Regions from separate parts of the Homo sapiens genome. Here regions 1 and 3 are each linked to region 2. A link is a contact called in ENCODE Hi-C or POLR2A ChIA-PET data. All regions are on one chromosome and are shown on one strand. Each heading gives the region's core, a stretch centred on a gene start or an enhancer-like site at or near the end of the contact. The rest is flanking DNA. Distances are from core to core; before and after follow the strand shown.

Region 1 (4,986 bases), core at 1,940-4,439, 170 kb before region 2:
TCATGGGGAATTCTTCATTTAAGGTAGATAATAATTAAAAAAAGAAATCAGCCTGGGCAACATAGCAAAACCAAAAAATACAAAAATTAGCCAGGTGTGGTGGCACATGCCTGTAGTCCCAGCTACTCATGAGGCTGAGGACAGAGGATCACTTGAGCCTGGGAGGTTGAGGCTGCAATGAGCTGTGATCATGCCACCACACACCAGCCTGAGCGACAAAGGAAGACCCTGTTTCAAATAAGAGAGAGAGAGAGATGCAGAAATATCAAGGCACAAATACAGCAACAACAGACAACATTTAATGAGCACCTCCTGTGCCCTCGGCACACTATAGGTGATTTACACACAGCACAACCAATGCGAACAAAAATCCTGCAAAGTAGTTAATGTTGCCAACCACTATTTTAGTTGAAGGAAATCATCTCCTAGAGTAGGTAATTTGCCCAAGGTCATATTATAATATAAGGGTCATGATGCTTTTTGGGGAAGGCATCTATATATATACCCCAACTGATATCCCTTGAGATAAGCAGAATGTAACTAGAAGACTTTCTTAGCCTGCTACAGAATGAATTGTGTCCCCCACCAAAATTCCTACATCAAAACCCTAATGTCCAATGTGATTGTATTTGGGACTAGCGTCTATGAAGAGGTAATGAAGGTTAAAAGAGGCCATGAGCATGGGTTCTAATCTGACAGGACTGCTGTCCTTATAAGAAGAGAGACCAGGCTTCTGGTACAGGCATGCACAGGCTCTTGCATCCTCTCTCTCCCCCTGCACATGCTCAGAAAGACCATGTGGGCACACAGAGAGGTGGCAGCTACCTAAAAGCCCAGGGAAGAGGCCTCAGAATGAAAACTACCTTGCCAGCACCTTGATCTCGGACTGCCAGCCTCCAGAACTGAGAGGGAGAAATTCTGTCTGGCATTTTGTCATGGCAGCATAAACAGACCAACAGAAACCACTGCTATTTTTATGAATTATAACACACAACCTGTAGTTGGCAGAATTCTAAAATAAATCCATGGGATTTATGCCCCTCGTATCCACACTTCTGTGTAATCCTCTCCTCTTGAGTACGGGTAAGACCTGTGACTGGCATCTAACTAAGAAAATATAGCAAAGGAAGAGACTTTGCCGATATAATTAAAGCCCCTCCTTAATCACATGACATTAAGTTAAAACAGTGGCCTGGATGGGCTTGACATAATCTGGTGAGCCCTTTAAAAGAGGGTCCAGGCCTTCCCAGAAGTTACAGATTCTCTCTCTGCTGGTGGCATTGAAGAAGCAGGCAGATATGAATTCTACAGCCACCAGGAAATAAATTCTGCCAACAGTCTGAGGCGGCCTTCCCCAGTCAAGCCTCTAGATGAGAATGCAGCCCGGCTGACACCTGGATTACAGCCTCTACGACCCCAAGCAGAGTATGGCAGCTAAGCCATGCCTGGACTCCTAACCTCCAGAAACTGACATAATCGATGTGTGTTCTTTTAAGCCACTCAATGTGTTATGCAGCAACAGCAAACTAATCCACAAGCTAATACAAATAATACACATTTCATATAGCTCTTCCTCACTCTTGCCCCTCCCACATAAGACCTGCTGCTGTGCAAAATATTGGTGTTGGTGCTCTCACATTCTCCAGAAGCCTGAAGACACACGATTCCAGAAGTTATTGGGGGCTGATTCCTCATCTTTCAGGCCTTGACTCAAGGATCACCTTCTATATCAAGTTTGTCTTGAAACCACCAGGCAAAATGAAAATGATCAAGAGATCAGAGACCCCTGAGGAAACCTGTGTTCTAAAATTTAGAAGGTTTGGTTGCCATTGTCTGTTTATGTGTCTTCTGGACACCAGAGGCTGTGAAATAGCAAGAGAGTTTACAAACCAAAGGAGAACACCCCTCTCGCTTTACAAGGAAGACAGAATGAGAGCAGGAATCCAACGCAGCTCCAGGAGCTGAGGCAAGTTCCTCAACCTCCCAGGCCTCAATCCCCTCATCTATAAAGCAGGCAGGCTGGCAGGTGGATCTTTGGTAAATGGCAGCTGTTACCATTTACACTTTTATAACCAGAACCTACCACAACGTATATCTGTAGATGGAATCAGTATGACAAAATATTCTTGAGAGGTCACCCTAAATTCTAACTCAAAAAATTGCAGAAATGCTAGCAATAATACCAATATAGGACAATGTGTACAAAATAGTGAACTGAAAATAAGTAGTTTAAACTGTGACTATTTAATAGTACATGTGTATAAGCTGACAAGGAACAGAAATGATTTTCAATAGTTATTTTTCCCCTTCCTATATTTCACATGTAAAGCAGCAGAGGTCACACATGGGGCCTGCTGCACCTGACAGTCTTCACCTCCCTCCTGAATCTGATTCCTCAGCCACATGCTGTGCTGATTTCCCAGATGATTGCTTAAATCCTCAAGTTCAGAGCTGCATCTTTTTGTCCTCTGCATGCCACCTGACCACATGACAAACTGTGCCCACCTCCACAGAGCTGACTTTACCTAGCCTACCATGCTAAGCCCATGTCAGAACCAAGGCCCGCTCCACTTTCTGGTGGCCCTCAGCCACCAGACTTGAGAAGGCTACTTTTGAATCATTTTTGAACGAACCAAGGGAAAGGGAGTCCTTTTTTTTTTTTTTTTTTTTTCTTTGAAAAAGGCAAATCTTCACATGCTCTTGACAATGGTGGTGGTACAGGAGCCTCAGGTCTGCCCACTTATCTCAAACCTACATCTAACCCAGTAATTCTATGTAATGCAATTGATTCAGCAGTACCATTTTACAATTCTGACTGGGTTTCTCTAAAATCCTGTTTATTAAGTTGCTTCCTTTAAGCATGCATAATTACTAAGTTGCTTCCAACTAAATCAGATATCATATGGAAAGATTACACTGCAACAGTGGAAGAGCACTCCAGGGATTATGTTTCATCAAGATCTCAAAATTCAAATAGGCGAGAATTTTACAACTGTAAAATGTCTTCTTAAAAAGAAAGCTTAATTTATACACAGGATGCTGGATCCGTAAAATGTCAATATCCCATTATAACATCCTGTGTACAAAATGACCACATCTCTCACATAGCACATGAAGCTAAGGCCAGCAGACTCAATGTGGCTCTCACGTGCTAACTTCCTCTTAATCAGGAGGTCAGTCATGGTAAGACACTGCTCAGCAGTGCACAGAGCTGAAACAGACTGAGCCTTTATGTGCCTGCTTGAAAGTACAGAGTAAGTAACGTAAAGTAGGCCAAAAAAAAGACACCTGATACTTTATAAAATTAGGTTATTGATGTTTTACTTTTAAAAGATTAATAGCAAATCAACAAATCAAATTACTAAAATGAATAAAAACCTCCAAAAAGAAACTTCAGTGATTTGCTAAGCCATGTGACTTTGATTAACTTTAATTAGAGTCACACAGATAAAACAAACTCGTGTGTACAAATCTTAAGACATTTCTCCCAAAGCACAATGAAATACAAATCCTTAACACTGTTTTTAATCAAGGATTTTAGTGCCTCTAAAAACATTCGTTAAAAGAAGTTTCTCTCCTTTCATCAAGTAAAAATAAGAGCATTGATATTTTAAAACCAAATGAACAAATAAAGAATGTGCACAACTAATGAATAAATCCTTATTAAACAATACAGATAATGTTTTTATTTTCAATTTTCATAGTGGCATGTAGATTAGAAAAAGACTTCTTTATAGAGAGTTAGTACACTTATATATATTCAATTTTAGCTGAGACTGAAAACAAAACAGGTAAAAAAGAGAATGAAAGAAAAAAGTATGATTGCAAGGAAATCTGTGGTATGAGGACTGTAAGAGAATTACAAGCATTGACTTTAGTAACAGGGCTGCTCTGGTTCACGGTCAATGTAGGCTGGAGCCCACACTCACAAGAGCACCACGTGATAGGCTGCCAAGAACACAATGAAGGCTCCCTTTTTTCAAGAGAGATTATTTACAAAGTCATAGCCTACATTTGACTAGAATACCTATTGAGTACCATACCAAAAAAAGAATGAGAACTCTGAAGTATTTTAAGATCTACATTATACCACTACATGTTCTCCTTTCTGTTTTCCCTGTTCTTATTTCTAAAGCTAACAAGACAGAATGCAAATAACTTCGGGAAAAATAAAATAAAATCCAGCTGATGTCTTCCAAATAGGAAACGCTCTCATCTCTCAATTACTTTTGAAATTTCAATTACTAAATCCAATTACTTTGAAATATCTACCTCTGCTTCTGCTTTGGGATACAATAGGGTTAAAGCCTCAACAGTAACACGGCTTAACAATGAAGAGGTTGTATTTTTATAGCACACTCATGGTAAGATGTTATGGACAGCGCTCAATGACACGGGAGTCTAGGACTGCATCTGAGGCTGTCAGAAAAGGAAGTCACGCAGGACTCAGACCCAAAGACCCTATCCTGATCCTTCCGGGCAAATCCTGCCAACTGCCTCAAAAGAGGGTGACATTCTAAAATGATTCCACAGTCCACAGCAAAAAAAATGATATTGTGTTTTTTCACTGTTCAGTGACTGCTTAGACAACTGAGAACCTCTCTTGCTCACACAACAAATTACCCAAAGCAAAAAGTCGAACCACTGTGGTGTGATCCAAGGAACTTTCTGTAAGGAAAAGGTCAGAGAACACGTACAATATCATCTTATATACAGATGTTTATATTTATATAATTGTCTATGTTCACATGCAGTATTTTAAAATCAACTAAAAGACACATTTAACTTAAGAGCATATACTTCTGGGAAGGGGAAGCAGTAAATGAGAGTTTAAATATTCAACATACACGTTTTTGCCAGCGTTTGAATCTTTTAATAATCAAACTATACTAATGCACTACATGTCTGTAACTCTCTTTTTCAAAAAAAAAAAAACCTTAAGAAAAAACCTCAAAACTCTAGTGGGGGGAAATTAAAGAACTGACA
Region 2 (4,836 bases), core at 1,541-4,040:
AGTATCAATTAGACCAGTGTTTAACCCATGCAATGATGTTCTTTTTGAAAATTGTAATGATGGTCTATTTGCTTATTCCTGTAATTCCTATTTAGTTTGTCCTTTATTCTTTAATGCTACTTCTTCCTTCTCCGTCTCCTAACCTCCTCAGTCTTCTGTTCTTTTATTACGGTTTATAGATGATCTTTTGTGTCTTGGGTAGGAATGTTTGCTTTATCTCTCTCGGCGAACACATTTTTTTTCATTTGCTGCCTCTGCCGATTATTCCACAGTGACTCATTTCCCTATGTGGCTTGTCATCTTTGCGCATGAGCTCATCTTCAGTGGGGATTAATTTTCTGGGGTGACATGGGATCCCGACCGTGCTCTTGTCTAGATATTCTTGTTTTCCATTTGCTCTTCTGTGGGGCCCAGAGGTTTCCTTGGTTCTGTACCAGTTTTCTTTTTAATTTTTAAATTAAAGTTTACCATCTTAACAATTTTTTGTTTTTGAAACAGGGTCTTGCTCTGTCACCCAGGCTGGAGTGCAGTGGCACAATCATAGCTTATTGCTCCTTCAAAGTCTCTGGGCTCCAGCAGTCCTCCCACCTTGGCCTCCCAAAGTGTTGGGATTACAAGTATGAGCCACTGCACCTCGCTCAACTTAAAAATTTTTAAGTGTATAGTAATGTTCAGTAGCATTAAGTATATTCATGGTATTATGCAATCAATTTGCAAAACTTTTTCATCTTAGAAAATGGAAACTTTATACCCTTTAAACAGTGACTCCCTGTTTTCCCCTCTCCCCAGCCCCTAGCCACCACCATTCTGCCTTCTGTCTCTATGAGCTTTAACTACTCCAGTTACCTCATATAAGTGGAATCACACAGTATTTGTCGTTTTGTACCTGGCCTATTTCAGTTAGCATAATGTCCTCAAAGTTCATCCATGTGACAGCATGTGACAGAATCTTCCTCCTTTTTGAGGCTGAATAATATTTCTTGTATGTATATACCACATTTTATTGATCAGTTCACCCACTGATGGACACCTGAGTACTTGTGTCTACCACCTTTTGGCTATTGTGAATAATGCTGCTATGAACATCGGTGTTCAAACATTTATTTGAGACCCTGCTTTCAATTGTTTTGGATATGTTTACAGAAGTGGGATTGCTGGATCAGTGCCTGTCTTAATTTCTTGGTTGGGGTTCTCTCCTCATGTAGGTAATACAGATGTGAACACCACACATGTGTGTAGCAGGCACTGGCTTCAGCTTCCTATGGGTGAGGCTTCCTACCCCTTGCACTATGGCAAGCTCCCTTGCTGATTCTCTAAACCAAGGCACCGACTTTCTAAGCTCAGTGTCACCACCTAGGCACAGCTTCATGGCTTCCAGTTTAAACAGGAGTTTCGTTTCAGCTTTTCTGTCTTGTACAGGCCCAAGGCCTCATCTCCTTTTGCTGTACAGGCGTTAAAACTTGAGTCCCACGCCTGTTAGGCCTGTATCTGTTTACAACGCCCCTGTCATCTGTTTGGCTTCAGCTTGCACTCACCTCTTTTTCTTTGAGTTGTTCTTTTTTCCTGACATCAGGGAATTTTCTTTCCTTGCTTTTGAGTATGCATTAAAAAATAGTTTATTCAGCATTTTCAGTGTTTGGGGTGTGTGTGTGTGTGTGTGTGTGTGTGTGTGTGTGTATGTGTACGTACTTTCAGTTCTGTTTGAGCTGTGGTGCCAATAGATATTTATTTGTTCATTCAAGATTTTCTGACCGTTTATAGCCTACACAATGATAAGCCTAAGATGACTAAATAGTAATCTTCTGAACTCTTGTAACTCGGGAAGATGTTAAATCATAATACACTAACAGGCAAGATATAGATGTTGCTGTGCAATTGTGGCAGTGGAATCCATTTTTAGCTTGAATCCCAAACAGAAAGGTTGTCTTCCTACTAAAGCTGCACAATGAGCCCCTCCTCAAGCCGTGCCCTTGTGAAACCAGGTTCAGAGTACAGAGACCCGCGGGACCAGAGCTCTGAGCAATGAGGTTGCAGACAAGACCTGGAGCCACACACACCAGAAGAAAGGGGAGTCTTCCTGTGTCAATCAGCAAGAACAGGCAGGCATTTTTGCAACACGCATTATAAAATAGCCTACGTTGCAGAGACGTGGCCTTGTTAATTACTATTTAATATACATGTAACAAGCATATCAGCAAAGATCAATAATTTTCTGCAGATAAGAAAAAGGCCAGTGAGACTTTCGCTGGTGTTATTTTTGTCTGCGTCTATTGGTTTCAGTGTTGCCAGCTTCTTCCTTTCCAAATCCAGGCTATATGAGACAGAAAGAAAACCCAGAGAACTCAACACTCTCATTGTTTGAGTCCCAAGTCCCCCATTCAGTCTACCTCCTTCCATCCACCTTTCAAAGTCTTCTTATGTTTGATTTATATACATATATAATGTCTAGGGTTTTTAGTTGCAATTAGTGGGAGAAATAGGAGAAGTACACCCTATCTTCTTGGTGGATGATTTTTTTAAAAAAAATAAACTTGTGTTATTTTACTGCAATCATTACATTACTATATGCTTATTAACATCTTTATAATATAGAAATGATGAAATTGAGAGTAACAATTGGGCTGGGTAAGATTGTGAAGTAGGTGAAAGAAACAAACACAGTTCAGGCAAGAATATGGGATTAGCAAAGCTGCTTTTTATTTCACTATAACTTTAGACACTTTGTGTTCACATTTTTTTTCTGCAACAAAAATTTTCTTTTCTTTTCTTTTTTTTTGAGACAGAGCCTTACTCTATCACCCAGTCCGGAGTACAGTGGCGTGATCTTGACTCACTGCAACCTCTGCCTCCTGGGTTCAAGTGATTCTCATGCCTCAGCCTCCTGAGTAGCTAGAATTACAGGCACCTGCCACCACGCCCGGCTAATTTTTGTATTTTTAGTAGAGAGGTGGTTTCGCCATGTTGGCCAGGCTGATCTCAAACTCCTGGCCTCAAGTGATCCACCCGCCTTGGCCTCCCAAAGTGCTGGGATTACAGGCAAAAATTTTCAGTTTTATAAAGAAAGATGAATAGAGATGAACTTTCTTTTAAGAAAACCTGTTAAGTGTGAACCCGGGCGGTGGAGCTCGCAGTGAGCCGAGATTACGTCACTGCACTCTAGCCTGGGCGACAGAGCGAGACTCCGTTTCAAAAAAAAAAACAAACGACAAAAAAAAGAAAACCTGTTACGTGTAGATTTGAATTTACAAAGTGGATAGATAAGGATGTGATTCTGAGTTTTACTCCGAGTCACCCCAAATTTTTCAGGAACTCAAGTGTTATATAAAGTTAACTCAGAACAATTTTACTTGATTATCACTCTGGGATTCTTGGCATGAGTAGAATTCACGTCAATAAGTACAGTAAAGCCCTGTTTTGAAAGTGCTTTGCTATCACAGATTATATTACAGTAGGGTCAAATCATTTTCCACGTATAATCCCTGATATATGACTTGAGTAAAACAACGCATGAGGCAAATATTGTTCTTGCATTCTGATACCAGTGTCACAATAGGGTTCTACTGAATTATTAGTAAAAACATGTTCAGTGAGATTTCTTGCCCTGGATGTAAACTTCAGCCAGGCACTGATGCTTTTCCCATTAGCATCATTATGCTGAACGTTACTGTAATGGTATTCTACTGTCACACAACACTGGGGTCTAAATGAGTTTTTCCTAAAACAGGCCTATTCACAAGGTGAGCCTGGCCATCTCACACCATTTCTTTCATGCCTCTGTTTTGGCAGACATTTCCCCATCTTCATTCATCTTCCTGCAAGAAACAACTCCAATTCACACCATGAATTGTAATGTTAACTATACTGTACAGTGGTTTATTTAAAAGCCAGAATCTATGTTGTTTGATAGCCAAACTTACAGTGGGGGAAGGGCAGACAACCCAGTCATCAAAGGATAAAAATCTATACTAATCTTAAAAGCAAAACACAGTGTAGTATTTCTTGTCTATTTTTCTACAAAAGAAGGCCATTGTATTTCTGTTCCTGGCCATGTCAGCAGTGATGGTCCACCCCACAACGGCCCCCACCAGTTTTTTTCAAGCATTGATTGTTGACTTCCCCTGACACCCCATCACAACCCATTAGTACTGAAAACTGACAAGCCCAGCTGCAGCAGCAAAATGGCAAGTTTGAAAGAAAATATCGAAAGCACAGGCAAAGCCCAGCTCTTAGGGACCCGCACGAGACCCAAATGCAGTGACTCCTCCCCGCCCCCACGACACCTTCGCGGAGGTCAGCAGAATCAGCAGATTTTCTTTAACCCACACTCCAAGGTCTTGAGGAAATTATAAGGAGTATTGCTTTATTTTTACTTTCATTTTCAAAGGAACTGAGTTGAGGAATATGAAAACAGAGTTGGCTAAAGTGCTTTTGCTGAGAAAGCTAATATACATTATGTCTCTTTTCAGACTCAAGCGTTTCAGGCGTTAGTGGCTCAGCAGTCCTGGGCTTCTGAAGGCCACACTTTAAACCCTGGCAGCTTCTTAAGTTATGAGTCTTTTTCTTCTTTTTATTCAGCAGAGTTTTATGGTGCCTGTGTTCCGAGAGTTACAGTAATAGCAATCGCGAACATTCCTTGTGATTGTACAGTTGATTGCCCAGGGGAAAAAGGTGACAACTCTAGATTTCCAATAGACCTTGTATTTGCAGAGCTATGAGTTCAAGCAAGGCCAGACAACTTGTTGAAATCTTAAGAGCCAAGACACAAGGTGAATCTAACTTTAGCTAAAGAGCTGGATGTAAGTTTTGTGCAGTCAAAGCCCTGGAGATGGGGTAACT
Region 3 (4,784 bases), core at 2,151-4,650, 220 kb before region 2:
CACTCACACACACAAAGACAGAGAAACACACACACAATTTAGGGCTCCATTCAAAATGATGAACTGCTTTGATGAACTTAAGGTTTCATTATTTTAACCAGTTTTCATATAGCTAACTTATTGTTTAGCTTGTTAGTATTTCATCTTAATATAATTATAAAATGATTATTTTACAAACTTTATCAGAAACACTGACTGAAATATGTGATATTTTGTCAGAAAAGAAACTGAAAATAAAGGTAAGCGTGTAGTCTGCCGCCACGTGAAACACACAAAGTGGACGGGCCTGCAGTGTTTTGTGGGTCAGCATCCCACGCGTCTGTGTTAGCACACGCCTTCCTCAGACACACCGGAACCCTGTGCAGAAGGTACACTTGCACACAATATTTTTGTAGCTGAAGTCTACTCTCAGTGTAAATTCTGACTAATTCCCAAACTTTCGAAAATCAAAAAACAATGTGCTCGCTAATGGGCTTTAAATGTATAATATCATCCATACGCCTTAAAAATCTATTACTAATTCTTAAGAATAACTTAGATAATAGTATTACAAACTTGCTCTTCCAAAAGTGGACATCATTCCCCATCTCTCTGACCTATGTTCATTCATCTCTTCGTGTTAACTTAGACACTAGTGACATTATTACAATTTGAATTTTATGCTTCATGAAATGCCTTCTATGATATATGATAAGCACCCATCCCAACCCCAACTGCCCCGAACTCATAGTTTATCACAAAAGCCTTATCAAACAGCCCAAGTGGACAAAAACTGCCTAGTAATTGACTGGAAGTAAACAGGCCAGAACAATCAACAGAGGCCCATGTTACAACTTAACACATTTTGTTCATTTATTCTTATGATCATATTTTTGTTTTAATTATTTATGGTAATTACAGCAGTTAATGTGCTGTAACATTTTTGCAAAAGAAATGAACTCTCAATAAAACCTTCCTAAATCTTTCACTGTTTCATCTGTGCCCTATATATTCAAACACAACAAGCAAATAGCACAGTGTTAGCTGGTATCTAGAGGTGGACACAATTCCGCGTGGCAGGATGGCCGGGATGGGTGCGGGGGCACACCGCGACGGTTTACAGCAGCAGGCTGTAAGCACTGTGGAACAGGCCACACTTCCTCAGTCCTGAGACAATTTTGTCAATTTTGAAAGCTGACCCAACATGTTCCCTGGGTCTAGAGAGGCTATTTAATAAGCTTAACATCCCAGAGCCTGGAGGAACCAAGCAGACACCTGAATCTTCCGTGCTCTGCTCCAGGACAAGCCCCTACCCCTGCTTCACAGCCCCAAAGGGCTTCCTGAACTGCCTCAGGTTATGGGTCATAAGAAACCTTAATTTTCTGAATTCCACAGAAAGTCCCCAAGTACAAGTCAATAATCACTCAAAACCAAGGAAAACAGCCTTTCAAGCTCATTCCAGCTCACCCTGGCAATTCCGTTCGTTCCTTAGTGCCCCCTGCCAGAAAAACAGAAAGAGGAGGGGGTAGGAACAGGTACTAGTAGCTAGCTTTGGTTGATAAAAGGAAATTGTTAATGTCACAATTCACAACTCCCTGAAGAACGACATGTTTTATGAAAACATTCATAACGTTCTCACCAAAAAAAGTTTGTTTTTTAGTGAGTGAAAACATTAAATTATTTACAAGTATCACCTCATTTAACCTCACAAAAATTTATGGAGGGCTGGGCACAGTGTGGCTCATACCTGTAATCCCAGCACTGTGAGAAGCCAAAGTGGGGGATCACTGGAGCCCAGGAGTTCGAGACCAGACTGGGCAACATAGTGAGACCCCATCTCCACAAAAAATGAAATTAGCCAGCATGGTGGTACATGCCTGTGGTCCCAGCTCCTCAGGAGGCTGAGGTGGGAGGATCACTTGAACACAGGAGTCCTAGGCTGCAGTGAGCCGTGGTCGTGCCACTGTACTCCAGTCCGGGCAACAGAACAAGGCCTTATCTTAAAACAAAACTAAAAACAAAACGTATGGAGGCAGGTAATACTATGAGACCCATCTGACAGATGCAGAAGCCATCTCTTCGAGGTTAGGGCTGAGCCTCAGAGCTCAAAGACAAATAGGAAAGAGTACTGTGCCATAAAGGTGAGACCACAGAGAACAAGAGAAGCTGTGCTGGCAGATGGAGGAATCAGAGTCAGACATTTCTACACCTTGCCCCCTCTTCCACCACAAAAAGCACACGTGGGAGGAGAAAAAAGCACCTGTCCTGCAGCCTCCAGCTACTGCTCCTACAGGGTGACCCAGGTTAAGCCACTGCCTCCCTGGAAAGGAAGCTTGGGCCTCAAACTGACCACCCTAGAGGACTGGGTCTACCATTAGGATCCATTTTCATGCCCGCGGTGGGAAAATACTCATCCTCAGGACAACTCTAGGGCTCTGAATAAAAACACACAATAAGATTGTTTTAAAGAATATATCCAAATATTTCAAATTCATTTTTACATAGACTTTCATCTAGTCTCACAACACATTTCAATACAGGCATACTTAAGTACTATAATCCCAATGTGTTAAGTAAGATTTAAAGCACAGAGTTAAACCTAGAATTCTTAAGTCCTAATTCCTAATCCAGTCCTTAAGCACTGTAAGATTTTAAAGTACCACCCTATACCATGGTCTTAGTAATTCCACCAGTCAAACCGATCACTGTATGTGCAAATGATGCATGTAGCACATTCCTTAAGGAAGCACAAAGCTTCCAGCCATTATCCCTATCAGCATTATAACAGGCTACTCCACTTCACAGCAAGCTCACCAAGACATGAGGGAAGCTTTGGGTTTTCAAACCTGTTTGTTTAGTAAACCTTTTGCTCTCCCAATTAAGTGAAGGAGGAAGAAATATTAAGTTATAAAACAAAACTAAACATGAAACGAGAGGCTCCTACTTTCAGAGTAAGTAAGATAGCTGTAGCTGGGGTCGCTAATATCTGAAAGGTCTAAAATAGCATAGAGTTCACAGGCACGGGAAAATATAATACAAGTCATTAGCTATTAATAGAGCCAGAGAGCCCACTGTTGTAATTAAATCATAGTTTAATCCTCTGTATAATCCTCTGAGTTAGTCTTGACATGCTTCCTTGTGGTTAGTTTTGGAAAAACATCTGCTAATGGTAAAATTGGGGGCTCAGAGGGGGAAAAATTACATCCTTCTGGTTGGAATAGTCATATGAGTAAGTCAATGAAAACACTGAATTAATGAAGGTCCAAATCACTGGCTCTTAATTTTTTTTTTTTTTTAAGAGACAGGGAAACAGAGTCTTCTTGCTCTGTTGCCCAGGCTGGAGTGCAGTTGCCTCATCACAGCTCACTGTAACCTCAAACTCCTGAGCTCAAAGGGTCCTCCCACTTCAACCGCTCAAGCTTGAGACTACAGGTGCACATCACCACGCCCTGCTAATTTTAAAAATTTTTTCTGTACAGGGAGGTTTCGTTATGCTGCCCAGGCTGGTCTCAAACTTCTGGCCTCAGGCAATCCTCCCACCTCGGCCTCCCAGTGTGCTAGGATTACAGGTGTGAGCCACTGCGCCCGGCCTCAAATTTTTTTTTTTAAGTCAAAAGAGACTTAAACACAGAAACAAACTAAATTTGTGAAGGCTATTACAATTGAACAAAATATTCTGATTCGAAGTCCCTATATGCTCTTGCGAGAGGTAAAGAATAGAAATATAACTTTACCCAGTTAGGAAGGAAATATGTAAGTAACAAGTATTTGTACTGAAAGCATCCCTTTTCTAGACCAGCCTTGCGCTGAGATAACAATATCTCCATAATACCTTTAAAGAATGAGAGGCTGATTCAAGCCACAGTCCACAGGGATCAATTTACTGCCAGTCAATTTGCTAAAGACCATTTAGCTAGCTATATTCAAGCCTAGAATCTTTTAAAAAGCCAAATCAGCTCTGAGTATGTGCTGGGCTTTTTCATTATGTTAGTCTTCTACGTGAAGCACTCGACCAATAAATATTCAAATAAATTAACTGTGCCAGTAAAAAGTTTACTGTACTTAGTCATTTGAATGCAGAAATAGTAATTTTAACAATCTGTGCACAATTCCATGTTACGTTGGGCAGGCCCAGTTCAAACCCACTCCTGACACCCTACAGCTATAAATTATTTCTGGAGCTTGAAAGTGAAAGACAGGCCAGGTCTGAAATAGCACAACAGTTGGACAGTTCCAGCTTCAAGAAGACAAACCCTGTAATAACCTAGATCCAGAGGCTTCAGAAGGAGTCTAACTCACTGTCCAAAAGTGGGGGGAAATCCCTTCCAGAAAACATTCTTCTTTTTAAAAACGTACTCTTCATTGTTATTTCCTAAATATACAATTAAACATTGGAGTGTCAAAAGCAAAGCAGAAAATAGAGAATGCTAAATAAATAACCCGGAACAAGTTGAACCCTTCACGACTGAATGGTCTTGGAGAACAAATAGGGTATCTTCCTCCTCGAAGTCTTAAGATCTGGGTCCCCTTTCTAGAAGCAGCCCCTAGTGCTTGCAGGGGGGCTCTGGCACACACAGAGAGAGGCCAAGGTAACTGAGTCTTTCCCTAGTTAAGTCTCCTCCTTGGGGACATTTTCTTCATGTAAATTAGCAGTGTTCAAAGAGCCAGACCTGGCTCATTCCCCCACGGTAATAAATAATATAACCACACAGAACATTCAAAAACACTGCCCAATGCTGTTAATAAATACGGGACAAATACGCAAGGTTCAAAGATTAATGAAGCACCTCGTTCCCTTCATACAA

The links. Hi-C counts contacts between places; a loop is a spot of excess contacts on that map. ChIA-PET counts read pairs that join two places held with the same protein, here RNA polymerase II (POLR2A). Pooled maps may share reads with other maps.
Region 1: a loop to region 2 is called in a map with no recorded cell type, with 2.6 times the contacts of the local background. The contact joins two enhancer-like sites. A Hi-C loop is called at or near these places in 1 of 37 single-sample maps with no recorded cell type and 2 of 50 pooled maps. POLR2A ChIA-PET finds 5 or more read pairs at or near these places in 2 of 52 experiments (OCI-LY7 and PC-9).
Region 3: a loop to region 2 is called in a pooled map, with 3 times the contacts of the local background. The contact joins two enhancer-like sites. A Hi-C loop is called at or near these places in 4 of 37 single-sample maps with no recorded cell type and 5 of 50 pooled maps. POLR2A ChIA-PET finds 5 or more read pairs at or near these places in 1 of 52 experiments (T-cell).

The regions. Positions count from the first base shown.
Region 1 is chr6:156,807,399-156,812,384 of GRCh38, reverse strand. All of the region lies in intron 1 of ARID1B (AT-rich interaction domain 1B), which reads right to left. Among named protein-coding and RNA genes, the nearest start is that of MIR4466, 30 kb to the right of the region's middle. RefSeq lists a silencer at 2,904-3,104. Within about 2 kb of position 3,189, at least 9 of the 41 ENCODE cell types and tissues checked have a DNase peak (open chromatin) inside an H3K27ac peak, as active enhancers do; they include OCI-LY7, where a contact is called at or near this core.
Region 2 is chr6:156,634,650-156,639,485 of GRCh38, reverse strand. No RefSeq gene overlaps it. Among named protein-coding and RNA genes, the nearest start is that of ARID1B, 140 kb to the left of the region's middle. Within about 2 kb of position 2,790, at least 3 of the 41 ENCODE cell types and tissues checked have a DNase peak (open chromatin) inside an H3K27ac peak, as active enhancers do; they include OCI-LY7, where a contact is called at or near this core.
Region 3 is chr6:156,850,952-156,855,735 of GRCh38, reverse strand. The region is part of intron 2 of ARID1B (AT-rich interaction domain 1B); the gene reads right to left. Among named protein-coding and RNA genes, the nearest start is that of MIR4466, 74 kb to the right of the region's middle. RefSeq lists enhancers at 1,960-2,655, 2,656-3,353. Within about 2 kb of position 3,400, at least 3 of the 41 ENCODE cell types and tissues checked have a DNase peak (open chromatin) inside an H3K27ac peak, as active enhancers do.